Linked DNA regions of Homo sapiens: all the other regions are linked to region 3. Evidence: chromatin contacts called from ENCODE Hi-C or POLR2A ChIA-PET data. All regions are on one chromosome and are shown on one strand. The core of a region is the stretch at or near the end of the contact, and the rest is flanking DNA. Distances in the headings are between cores, read along the strand shown.

Region 1 (4,168 bases), core at 1,641-4,140, 220 kb after region 3:
TTCATCAGGGTGCCTGCCTAACAGTAAATGTTGAATTTGTTTATCTCCGAGTTCTGTTGTCAATGAATTGAAATGGGTGTTATATTTTAAATTCTGATTGTCCACTGATTGCATGTCAAAGAGAATGTATTGCGGGCATTTCTCCTGCATGTCTTTGGAATAGAGAAATTTATTGTTAATGAAGAGAATTGAACCGCTATCAGGTTAGGGGTCAAGAAACCTTTTGGCTGCAGTAATCCCAGACAGTCGACTCCAGAGCCACCGGCCAGCCAAGTTGTCTTGAACTGCAGTCAGGAACGCTGACACTGGATCAAAAGGCAACTGTTTTGGTTAGTTTGAGAGAGGTTCTGCTGCAATGGAACTTTGAGGGTGGGACTAAGGAGAAGGCAGGGCTGAGGATGGGAGAGAAAAATTGTACTCACTGTTATGTACCAGAGGTGGAATTCTAGTTGTGATTCCAAATCGATGTTTCTCAGGGAGAAAAAGCTCTTCTCTTTTTCTCTGGTTCAAGACCATCTGACAACTCGGAACATAACTCATTTGATAACTCTGAACTTAAGTTAAAGAAAACATTATTCAATGATACTTGTTAAAGCATGGAACAAAGGATCATTGCTACAGGGCTTTGCAGTGGGGGAGAGAGATTGCGTTCGATTCTGAATATTGCATGGACAAGTGGGCATTTATAGCCAAGGAGCAGGGTGGGAGTCAGTGGATGGAAAAATACTAAGAGGAATGTTGGGGTAAGGGGGATTCTGGCTAAATTAACCTAACAGGATTCTTGCTGAAGATAGGCCAGGGTGATCGGACACCTGGGGGATGGTGGAGGATGAGGAGACTGATCAGATACCGAGAGTGGGAGGTTCTTGCTAAACTGACTTAGCAGGGTTCTTTGCTAAACTTGGATTTTACAAGGAAGTGCACGCAGAGGCCTAGGAGAAGATTTATGAGCCTGACTAAAGTTTGGCCAGAAAAAGAATCTTTGCTACATAACTCATTTGATAACTGAACTTAACTCATTGCCAGATGACCCCATATACTGCCCAGGCTGGGGATAGAGGGTGACTGAAAATAAAGACGAACTCAAGCTTACGATGACATGAAGAGAGTGAAACTACAAGTCTGATCTCTCCCCAGGCCCTCAACAATGCCACCACTGTCACCACTCAGTCCAGCTGGGCCGGGGATGGTGCTCACCCACACTCTGGATGAATGCTGTTTTGTGCTCTGCTGTGTTGGTTCTTCTGCAGCCCTTTCTGTCTTACCGATAGGTTGCCCCTGCCCCGCAGGAGCCAAGAGTGCCCAGTGAAGCTTTCTCTGTGGATGGGACTGATACACACCATGACATGTGTTGGGAAAGTCCCTGGTGCTGGATGAGTTCTCCTTCAATAGCTTTGAAGTTATGTGGCTGACCCTGTAGGAGTAATTGGTTTCTTATGAATGATGACCTATGAATTAAATAGGAAGCAATTCTTGTCTACAAAGTTTATCTCCAGTGATAAGGAAAAGACCCCCAAGGAAGCTCATCGATATTCGGGGACTCAGCATTCACAACTGCAGGGGGCACCATTCATACCATTCATGTGGCCCTAATTCAATGCTCTTGTAATTCTTCATACTTAGAACATTTTTGGGTGATCCTCTATTAGAACAGGCAGATGGAGTTAAGCTGGCTGCAGCCAACGATCAAATGGTTCCTTAAGTATTCCTACTTTTCTTCCCTCCTCTTTATCTTCCAATTGAGTAAATAGATGCTTTCTGAATTATACGTGTTACTTAAAAAACTGATTAAAGAAGCAGTTTATAAGCAACTCTTGCTAAGTGCCTTGGGTAAACCTGCTGTCTCACAGAATTGAGCAGGGCAGAAAAAGGCATCTTTTGGAATGCCAGTGTTTCATCTAAGTTTAATTTGATACCAAGGGCTGCTTGACAGCACCCATCTGGTTAACACTGAGTGCTTAGATGTATATTACGGTAAATGGCTTAAAACTGGCAACTTCTAGACATTAGCTCACAATCCCGTTAAGATTCCTGTTAAGCCCTGGGGATAATGCACAGCCTGGTGTAATCAAGAAAACTGTAGCAGTTACACTCATCCCAACATCCCAATTATTCCTAACTTAAATGTTGCCATCCGCCAGATTTCTCAGCCTAGTGAAGCTGTTCCCTCCATTTAAAACAATTGCTTTCTGAAAATTTGTGTTTCTTTGGTAAAAAGATATACACTAGGAGGAAATGATTTGGAATTTAGAAGTGCTCACTACAGGGTTCTTATTCAGTATTTTTATCAGTGATTGGGAGTTGCGGTTGAAACCAGGCTGGGAGAGACAGCTGATGACAGTCAGAATCCAGAAAATAATCCGTACAAACGATGACAATGGTAAAGTGAAGTTGATAATGCTTTAAATAACAAAGCTGTATGTCACGCTGTGAATATACTTGAAAAAAAATCAACTGAAAACTGACATGACTTGGTTTGGTAAAAACTCCCTGGAGGTTTGTAGTTCAGCAGAAGCCAAATCTGTGATATTGCTGTGAATGGAAAGTTCATCTAACCGTGTTTAGCAAATTTAATGCAAGTTAGTGTCCAGTTTCTGGAGATAATGGTTCCTTTGTGCACGTTGTCGGAGATCCTACATCTGGAGTCTTGTGCTTGACTCCATACACTTTAAGAGGAATGTTGCCAAATTGGAATGTTCCCAGTGTTGGGGTGTGGAGATCGTGCTGACACCAGAGGTCTGGAAATTGTGTCCCCTTCGGAGTGGTTTGAAGAACTGGGGCTGTGATGTCCTAGGAAGTTAAGGGAGACAGGGCTGCTATTATAAAACATTTGCCTGCTTGCCAAGCAGAAGAAGGAATAGGCTTGTATTTTTTGATCCCTGAGGACGGACCTCAAATGGCAACAGAGGCTGGGGTGGGGCGTGCATTCTTGTTCGTTCATGGAAGGCAGGCCCTTCCAGTAAGCAAACGAGCCAAGCTGTTGACAGGAGGTGGCAAGATTTATGGAGATGCCTCAGAAAATATTCGGGCTTTCAGCCTAGATGTTGGCTCAGGTCCCCTTCGACAATAAGGTTCTATGGTTTTGTAAAATAGCTAGCACCCCTGGTTCTTTTCAAAAATTATTTTCTTCAGAGAGATAGAATGGTGGAAGAAAGGCACTCTTTGCTGTGGCATAGATCATAGAAAGCACAATAACTGCTTGTTTCTCATGAGAGCTGAAAATGCTCTGGAGATTTCTCTAAATGTGGCTTTTCTTGTTCTTTATTTTCTGCAGATCCTGTCAGGACTATAGATTCCTTATTCCTTTATTTGATTTGGTGTTTCACTCGAGCGGGCTAAATAACAGTGATTATTATATGCAAAAAAGGTTGCTACAGTTATTTTTCCCCCTGATATGAAAGCTAAGCCTTGTTTTCCTCTTCTTGGCAGAAATTGTGCTTTTCTTTGGAGGAAATCATAAATCATGATTGAAAGCAAAAGCTGTTTTGACCCAACTCTTCCCCTTTTCTCTATGGAGAAACAATCACTTGGCGATGATATAGCACGTACGAGACAGATGATCAGAATTAAATTCTTTTATCTGTTAACAAGCTCATCTTTTCATTGACTCAAATCCTTTTAAGAAATATTATTTTGGGGGAAAAAGCCCCCATTTTGTGTTAATTTTTCTGATCCTTTGACAAATATGTTTATTATTCTTTTAAGCAAGTTGGGCACCATTTTACATAAAATTATAGCTTAAATCAGAGCCTTATGATTGAAAGAGACTTTGCATAAAAAAAGCAATTACTTATTTGTCCATGTTAAACTTAGATGCAGTGTTTAGAACTTAAACTGTGAAGTTTAAGTTGAATTATGAGTAATGAATACAGAATATTTTGGAATTAACAATTAGCCTACTGAATAAAGCTGCTTCCTGAATACATCTATTGCTTTTGAAGTCAAGTATTTTCTTGGCATCACAACAGGCCAGTTTTGAGTAACCTTGTTGTGGTTGATATGCTAGTTTCAAAATCTGCTGGAGAAATCAAAGCTCGGTGTGGTTTTCTGACTTCCCACATGATTAACTGTAAGATCCCTGCCATATAGATGGCTAATAATATTTTCCATAGCCACCTGGGAGTAACAAAGAGCATTAACATTCATTACTGCATGTTAATGAAACACA
Region 2 (4,225 bases), core at 823-3,322, 150 kb before region 3:
TGGCCACATTTCCTTAGCCACATTGCTTATGGATTGTCAGACTTTGACTCATAGTTTACAGCTTAGTAGCTCTGTGACACTAGGGAGTTACTTGACCTTCAGTTGCCTCATCTATAAAATGGGGATAATAATAGTTCCAACCTCATGGGATTATTGTGGGGAAATGAGATAATCCATATAAGGTATTGAGCCAGTGCTTAACATATACATGCTATTGCTCAATGTATGCTATCAATTATTTTAATAGAAATATATATTATAAATTGTATGCAGGCTTATTAAGCAGTAGAGATTTCATCATTCACAACAGATTTTTTTTTCTGTTGCCTTTATGATCTCCTGAGTTTTAAAAAACGCACTAAATATTCCTATCTCAGACCCTGTCTCAGAAAACAAACAAACAGAAAAACCAATAAGTAACATTTCTTCTTTTATAAAACCTCCAACCTTCTTTTTGTTCATTGGTGAAGTAAAGATCATTAGTGAAGTAGATCTTGGCTAAATAGAGTGGCTGAAAGTAGAAAAACAGTGCACTTCACAACCACTAGAATAAGGCTTTTTTTCTGTCTGGCTTAGTTACATGATACAATTGAGTCTATCCAGGCTTAGTTTTAAGTAACCATTTATTTGGCTGAACAAAATTAGAGCTTGTGTGCATTTATTATAACATATATCCAGGCCCTATTTAATCTCCTAGGAGAAGAAATGTACTAAATGATATACTGATGTCGTGGAAGAGCTTATCCAACTTAATTAAGTAGACTCTTTATTCCCATATAGTAAGTTAGACATTCCGATTCTTTCCGATGATTCTGCACTAGAATTTAGCTGACCAGGGAGTTGGTTGTACATAGCATGGAACACCTTTCTTTTGCCCACAGTTTAATTATGTATGGAGAGTAGAAAAGAGCTTTGGTATGAAAGCCTAAATACAGTTAAGATACAATGAGCTGATGACAAAGATTCTCTCTCTCTTTCACTCTCCTTTTAAGTAGCAATGCAACTGCACCTGATTAGAAGACTGATCTTTGAAAAATAAGTTAAATTCAAATCAAGAAAAGTTTCTTGAGAACACAGTTATCTACAAGGTACTGTGATGAGTAGTATGAATAATAATAAGACAAAGACGTTAATGTCACTTCTCTCAAGAAATCACCATTTAAGGGAACAAACAAATAAGTCCAGACCAGATAGTAATAAAATGTGGGAAATGCTACACTAGTAAACAAACAAACAAAAAAATCATATAGGAACTGTGATGAAGGCACCAATTCCATCAGGGGAGCAGGGAGGAAGGTGCTAAGGGAAATTTTGCAGAAGTGACATTTGAATTGGATCTTGGAGGATTTCCAAGATTTTTGTGGAAAGCAGAAAGGAGAGAGATAAATAAACAGCATGAGCAGGAGCAGAGAACATCAGTGGTTAGGATGAAGCTCTAAAGATTTGCTAAGACCCAGTTATAAAGCATTTAACGGTCTTCTAAGATTGCCTGGGCTTTATTGTGAAAATAATGGAGAAAATTGAAGGTTCTTAGTTGGGGCAGGTTCAGGGACCTGAACAGGTTGAGTTTGGGGGAAGGTGCATAAGAGTGGGGACACAGGGCAATGTGCTGGCAGGGAGAGTGTGTGAACAAGGAAAAGGTCTTGAATTGTAACTCTGGAGAACATCTCGTGGCGGGTTGTGGAAGAGAAATTTATGAAGGAGGCTCCTAAGAACTGCCTTTTGAAAAAAGGAATCCTGAGACAAGCATAAGAAAGCAAAGAAAAAGAGTGATAAGGAAAAGGAATCGATCAGCAGTGTCAAACACCGTACACAGATCTAGAGGAAAACGAAAAAGAAAGCTATTTGGTTGAGCAACTAGACCATTTTTAGTGGCTCCTTTGAGACCACTTTCAATAGAATTAGTAAGGTAGAAACCAAATACCATGTCAGACAAGGAAAAATAATACTTGCAATGCACAGGAAATTTAAAGATAGGCAGGAGCTGATGTTGCATCTCTCAAGGAGGGTAGTATTTAAGAGCAACCAATGGAAATTATGAGAAATAGGAGCTAAAAAGGTCTAATCCCCAAAACCAGACAGACGAGAAACATTTGCAGAATGATGTCATCCTGCCTCCTTGGGTGATACCACTTTGTTCCTCAGATGTTTAACCCAGCCTGCATGAGTCAACATCTATATTTGGGCATAAGGAGAACTACCTTTTGTGCTATGTGCCAGTTCAGAAGTCTGTTTTTGCTAGTCTGGTTTAGCTCTGCCAAATTATTTTAGGCTTATGACTGCATCAACAGCCCATGGAAATTAATCTGTTTAATATCACATAGCTCTAATTCCAGCACACTTACTTCTATTCAATGTAATCTTAATTGGTTTTTTTCCCCTTTGCATTTGGAAGACACAAGGTTTATATTTACAAGTACATTCATAGCAGATTTTAAAAGGCAAAAGTGGAAATGTCAGAAAAACCATATATAGAATCCAAGAGCTTATATCAATTACTGAACATGACTAGAATAATAGTAATAACTTCTGTGAATTAAGTGCCTAGTGTTTGCCAGACAATTTTCATTGAGTATCTTTGATTCTATAACCCTAAAATGTAGCTACGATTTCCATCCAGAAAAGATTAAGTAACTTGATTACATTCACTCAGTCAGCAAATGGAAGAGTAGGGACTCAAAGCTAGACCTGACCCCAAAGCCCGTGGTCTTTCACCACTCTGTGCCCTCTTCAAAATATCATGGTGCCCATTAATGCAAAAGAAAAGTGAACTGGCTGGGTGCAGTGGCCCACACCCATAACCCAACATTTTGGGAGGCCGACGTGGGCAGAGCACTCGAGATCAGGAGTTCGAAACCAGCCTGGCCAATATGGTGAAACCCTGTCTCTACTAAAAATACAAAAAAAAAAAATTAGCCGGGCGTGGTGGCACATGCTTATAATCCCAGCTATTCGGGAGGCTGAGGCAGGAGAATCACTTGAACCTGGGAGGCAGAGGTTGCAGTGAGCTGAGATCTCACCACTGCATTCCAGCATGAGAGACAGAGCGAGACCCTGTCTCAAAAAAAAAAAAAAAGTGAACAAAGTCATATAAGTTATGTTTACAAGTGATGACCGAGATATTCAGTGGTAGAAGCTCTTTTTAGATGTAAATTACTCATCTAACTTTTATTGGGAAGTAAATATTTCAAAATGCATGTGGTTGACCAGACTTAATAGTAAATGACTCTATTTCTAATGGGATATCAGAGGAGAAGGCAAAAAAGGAAATAAGATAGAAGCATTACACAACAGAAACAATGTCTGAAGGAAAATTCAAAATTTAAGAAGAGCTGGAGATGGGTTCTTATAAGATCTCGTAAGATTATAATTTTTCTGGAATTTTGAACTATAGTGATTCATTCTAAGGAAAAGAAATCAGTTCACAGGAAAAGAATCTCCCTAAGATTATTTCCCATCCCCACAAGCATTGAAAAATGCTTTTTGCATATTACACAGAGAAGTTCTGCTTGTTTTTCTCAACCCCTCCTTGTCAGACCAGGATGGGATGGGGAAGGGTGGCTTACCTTTGTAGACCCCCTGCCAGAGAGCCTTCCCTTGGCATGGAATCTAAAGTAGTCTCCCAGACAATCTCTAGCACATCACTGAGTTATATTTTCTTCATAGCAGTACCTGAAATTATTTTGTTTACTCATTTTTTCACTGACTGGATTACCCCCACTAAATTTACGCTCCATGAGAACAGATTTTGTCTTTTTGATTCATGGCTAAACCTGAAGCACTCAGAACGGTACCTAAAACAATGCCTCAAAAAAAATTTACTGACTGTCTGAATGAATGAATGAGTTAATATTGCCAAGGGCACAGTAATGTGAATCTGCAGCTTAAAGTGGAGATCTTCACCCAAGAAATAAGTTTTGTATCTCTCCCTGAAGAAAGAAACAGTTATGAGGGTGGGGAGTTTATGTTCATGGGCTATTAAAGGAAAACTCAGAAAGATGGTGTGGTAAAAAGAAATATGTATTTGGTCTTTGTTCCAGTTCTTTTTGTTTGTTTGTTTGTTTGTTTATTTTTTGTTTGGAGACAGGTACCCTCCAGGCTGGAATGCAGTGGTGCCATTACAGCTCACTGCAGCTTAAACTTCCCCAGGCTCAGGTGATCCTCCCAACTCAGCCTCCTGAGTAGCAGGGACCACAGGCATGGACCACCATGTCTGGCTAATTTT
Region 3 (3,895 bases), core at 333-2,832:
TCCTATGGGTTATATAGCTACTCTTTAAAAAACAAAAAAATCATGTCTTAGAAAGTAAAGCTCCAGAGCATAAAGAAAAAAAGAGAGCAAGCAGGCTTTAAACCTGAGCAGTAAGGGGAATACCTATTAAGCAATGAAAGGGTTGTGCCCCATGGAATGCTGTAGGTCGGCTTTGTTTGTGCATTATTACCCTTCCTGCTTTCGTATTTTAGATTCTGGATTCCCCTTCTCTTGCTTTCAGGCTTTGGTGGAAGTGAATCATCGTTTCTAAGAAACGGGGACTGCAATGATTCACAGGCAAGCTTACTGGACACCACAATAGGAACTCCTAAGAAGGAGACCTAACTTTTATGGTCTTGCTTCTACTATCTACTAGCTGAGTGATCCTGGCCAAAATACTCGACATCTCTGAACTTCTGTTTCTCTACTAAGACAGGAATTAAGAAAGAGGTTGTGAGGCTCACTGAGCCGATAAGGGGGAAAATGCATTGTAAGCAAGGCCATGTATAGAATAGTATTTACATTTTAACCCAGATCTTAAAGCCCAGGTCTAATTAATTCTACCTGTTACCCCTTGGTAAACCACCTCAAAATAGTGTACACTTGTCTGGAAAGCCAAGGTTTGATCACATTCGGGAAACCCTGTATGGAATTACTGTTTCTAGCTGCCAGGAGAAGTTGGTGTTGGTAGAATTTGGGGTGGAGTTCCAAGTCAAAGCTAGGAATGAGACGTTTCAAGACTGGTTTTGATTAGGGATGTGTCTTGGTGTGTGTTGAGGACAGCACAGTTTTCAGCACGTCTCCCTTACCTCTAAAGTCCTAGCCCCTGCTTAAGCCTGCAACAGTTTTCTCCTGTCATGCCCACTTCTGCTTGGGAACACACTTCCAAACCCTCTGCCCAGCCTCTCACAATGGCCCTAAGTACTGCCCTGAGGACACATAAGGTGCTGGTTAAGACGTTGGAATTGAGTCCTTGTAGGAAAGTTATTACCTTTAGGCTGGTTGCAAAGTTTGATTTGGTGTCTTCTCTACTGTGACTTTCCTTTACTTACTTCTACTAGATTACCAAGGAATGGGTCTAGGGACCAGTGGGAGGGCAGCAAACCAGTGTATTCTAGACACGTGGCCATAGGATGTAGGGCTGTCAAGTGATGCCCAAAAGATCTTGTTTCTGGATTTACCCAACCGTTCCAGGAGGCAAAACGGCTTCCTCGGGACCCTCTCTCTGTCATCTACACTCTCGTCTCTGCAGCTAAGCCCTTCCTTAAGCAGAAAAGAGCAGGGTCTCTCGTCCAGCACCCTCCTCCCCAACCCTAGCCCCGTGCCCTCCGCTAACCCACCGTGCAATTATCTTCATTCATCCTTTACCTTTGCCCCGAGGGTCTAACAACTGCAATCTTCGGAATGCTGGGACAAAGCTTACTATGAGCATGGAAGCCTGTTTTCAATAGGGTGGTTGCTAGAAGGACTCAACTGGCCTTTTAGTGCTTTGCTGCTCGCGGGAGGGCTCGGCGGGGCGGTGTCCGCAGCGACTCCGCCCTTGGCCCGGGTCTCTTTCCCGCCGGGAAGCCCCGCGGCGCCCAGAGCGGCGGGCGGCTGGCTCCAGTCCGCATGCTCAGTAGCTGCTGCCGGCCGGGCTGCGGGGCGGCGTCCCGTGCGCGCCTACGGGCTGCGGTGGCGGCCGCCGCGGCACCCGGCAGGGCCCGCCAGTCCCCGCTTCCCTGCTCCAGAGCCGCCGCCTGGGCCGGGGCAGGGCGGGCCCGGGGCTCCTCCATGCTGCCAGCCGCGGGGCTGCGGAGCCGACCAAGTGGCTCCTGCGATGGCGGCGGAAGAGGAGGCTGCGGCGGGAGGTGAGGTTGCCGGTGGCGAGGCGACGGCCCCAGGTGGGCGCGCGGCGTCTGACGCGCTGGGGGCGTCCCCGCGACGCCAGGTCTGCCCCCGCTGCCCCGAGGGAAGCGCCCGCGCCTGTCCTCTCGGGCCGGAGCATCGCCTCCGAGGGGCGGTGGGACAAGGCCGCCCCGTGGGGCACAGGTGCGGCGCGGCGCCCGGCGCGTCCTCCCGGGGAGCGGGACGCGGGGAGGGGAGCTGGGGTCGCCGCCGGCGCTCAGGACGCGGTGTCTTGGTCCCGGGCCGGGCGCATTGGCGAAAGGGAGCCAGCGGGGGACCTTGCACCCGGCGCTGGGAGCATCCGCCTCCACCCACTGCTGGGCGCCCGCGTCGGCGTCGGCATGGCATGCACTGCTGCGGGGACTTCCTATATTTCTTCTTTCTTTTGTGTAAACCAGTTGTCAGCAGCCTCGGACCTAGCCCGGTTCCTGTGAACCCCTCCCCTCTGAGCTGATAATACTCGCGGCTTCCCGGCTTGAACCGCTGCCCCGCGGTGGAGCGCGCAGGTGGGCAGGTGCGCGTGGACGCGGGGCCACACTCCGGGATCGCAGCCCGCTCCGCGACAGCCCTCCATAAGCGACAGGCGGCTCGTGTCTTTCACCGCTGAAGCTTCAGGAAAGCCGTCAGTGGAGTTAGCTTGTTCGATTATGTATTTCTGTGGTATTTTTGTGAATGGAGTTGGAAGTTTGCGGTGCTTTTTCCTTCTCGCTAGTATTCACTGGCAGTATTCTGTAGTTCCTTACAACGGGGCCTTTGGGACCACTGCTCACAATTACGGAATGAATACAAAATAGCTGTTGTTTAAGACAAATGAGAGGCAGGAAAACAGAAATAACTGAAGGAAGACTGGCAGAGAAGTTCAGGGAAGCAGTTAATTCTCCCCTTTCCTTTTGGAATAAGATGATAGAGTTTTAGATTCTTCTCTGAAATAAGGCAATGAGAGGAGGTGGCTTTCGAAATTCTAATATAATTGTGGGAATTTACATCATGGGGCGATTTCAGAAATTCGATCATTTGAATATTCGTAGTCTTAGGTAAACCCTTTGTTGAAAATAGAAGATGGCACGTGTGGTGTTTATAAGCTCTGACACCCTTTCTGCTCCGTCTTGTGACTGAGCTCTGCCCTTTACTGTCTGTGTCACCCAGGTTATTTGAAATCTCTTAGTCTAAGTTCCCCCATCTGTAAAATGGAGATAACTATGCAGTCTGCCTTATAGGATTGTTAGGAGTAAATGAGATATGAGATATGAATGCAAATAAAATGCTTAGCCCAATACTTAGGAAATAGTAAGTGCTTCATAAAACATTAACTTAATGTAGTTATTAATTTACAACTTCAATTTGCTTTGTGAAATTGGTGAGTGCTGTCTGGTCCATTAAGAAAGTGTTGTCCCTTGTGAGTTAAAATTGGCCAAACTGAAAGGAAGTGAAAATGCACCTACTAATTCAAAGAAAATGCACCTACTAATTCCCCAGATAAGTCTTACGAACTTACAACAAGCTTTTAGATAAAGTTTAATGCTATTTATCTAACTATTTTAGATTAATAGTTTATTGCTCTTTGCATACCAAATGTAAAGCTGGGAATAATAAAAATTAAATTTTCTTAATTAAGGGTAGCAATGTTTCTGTGCGGGCTGGGAGAGCCCGCAGGTATGAGTACCTAAGATGTCACAGACATTTCACAGGGGTGCTTCTGTTAGTCTTACAACAGCGTTGTGAGGTAGGTAGTATCTCCATTTCACAGATGAGAAAACTGAGGCTGGCTCACAGTTATACAGCCAGGACATGACAGAACTAGAGTTAAAATCCATGGCTGTCGCCCATACTCCTTTCTTTTCTTTCCCATCTGACTTGGTGGTGCTAATGAGCAAGTGTGCTCACTTCCAGACACCTGCTTATCTAAAGAGTAGTAAAAAATAGAACGCTCAACGAAACCTCTAGGAGGAAAAAATGTATATGTATTTTTACTATTTCTCCCTATTCCCAGAGGGAAAACAAAAACAGG

Evidence for each region. A loop is a pair of places that touch in the nucleus more often than their neighbours do. ChIA-PET counts read pairs that join two places held with the same protein, here RNA polymerase II (POLR2A). Pooled maps may share reads with other maps.
Region 1: a loop to region 3 is called in a pooled map, with 2.1 times the contacts of the local background. The contact joins the enhancer-like site here to the promoter of BMAL2 in region 3. A Hi-C loop is called at or near these places in 1 of 168 maps with a recorded cell type or tissue (mammary epithelial cell) and 1 of 50 pooled maps. POLR2A ChIA-PET finds 5 or more read pairs at or near these places in 2 of 52 experiments (A673 and Panc1).
Region 2: a loop to region 3 is called in a map of PC-9, with 2.3 times the contacts of the local background. The contact joins the enhancer-like site here to the promoter of BMAL2 in region 3. A Hi-C loop is called at or near these places in 1 of 168 maps with a recorded cell type or tissue (PC-9), 1 of 37 single-sample maps with no recorded cell type and 11 of 50 pooled maps. POLR2A ChIA-PET finds 5 or more read pairs at or near these places in 2 of 52 experiments (OCI-LY7 and Panc1).

Annotation. Positions count from the first base shown.
Region 1 is chr12:27,552,126-27,556,293 of GRCh38, forward strand. The region is part of intron 1 of PPFIBP1 (PPFIB scaffold protein 1); the gene reads left to right. Among named protein-coding and RNA genes, the nearest start is that of PPFIBP1, 30 kb to the left of the region's middle. Within about 2 kb of position 2,891, at least 21 of the 41 ENCODE cell types and tissues checked have a DNase peak (open chromatin) inside an H3K27ac peak, as active enhancers do; they include mammary epithelial cell, where a contact is called at or near this core.
Region 2 is chr12:27,177,864-27,182,088 of GRCh38, forward strand. It overlaps the pseudogene LOC124902904. Among named protein-coding and RNA genes, the nearest start is that of STK38L, 64 kb to the right of the region's middle. RefSeq lists an enhancer at 1,105-1,154. Within about 2 kb of position 2,073, at least 10 of the 41 ENCODE cell types and tissues checked have a DNase peak (open chromatin) inside an H3K27ac peak, as active enhancers do; they include PC-9, where a contact is called at or near this core.
Region 3 is chr12:27,331,254-27,335,148 of GRCh38, forward strand. BMAL2 (basic helix-loop-helix ARNT like 2) reads left to right here and starts at 1,583. Exons shown (of 17, transcript NM_020183.6): 1 at 1,583-1,850. The coding sequence starts at 1,820. It overlaps LOC124902906 (a long non-coding RNA gene), which reads right to left and starts at 1,544. Exons shown (of 2, transcript XR_007063255.1): 1 at 1,369-1,544. RefSeq lists silencers at 1,467-1,936, 1,957-2,076.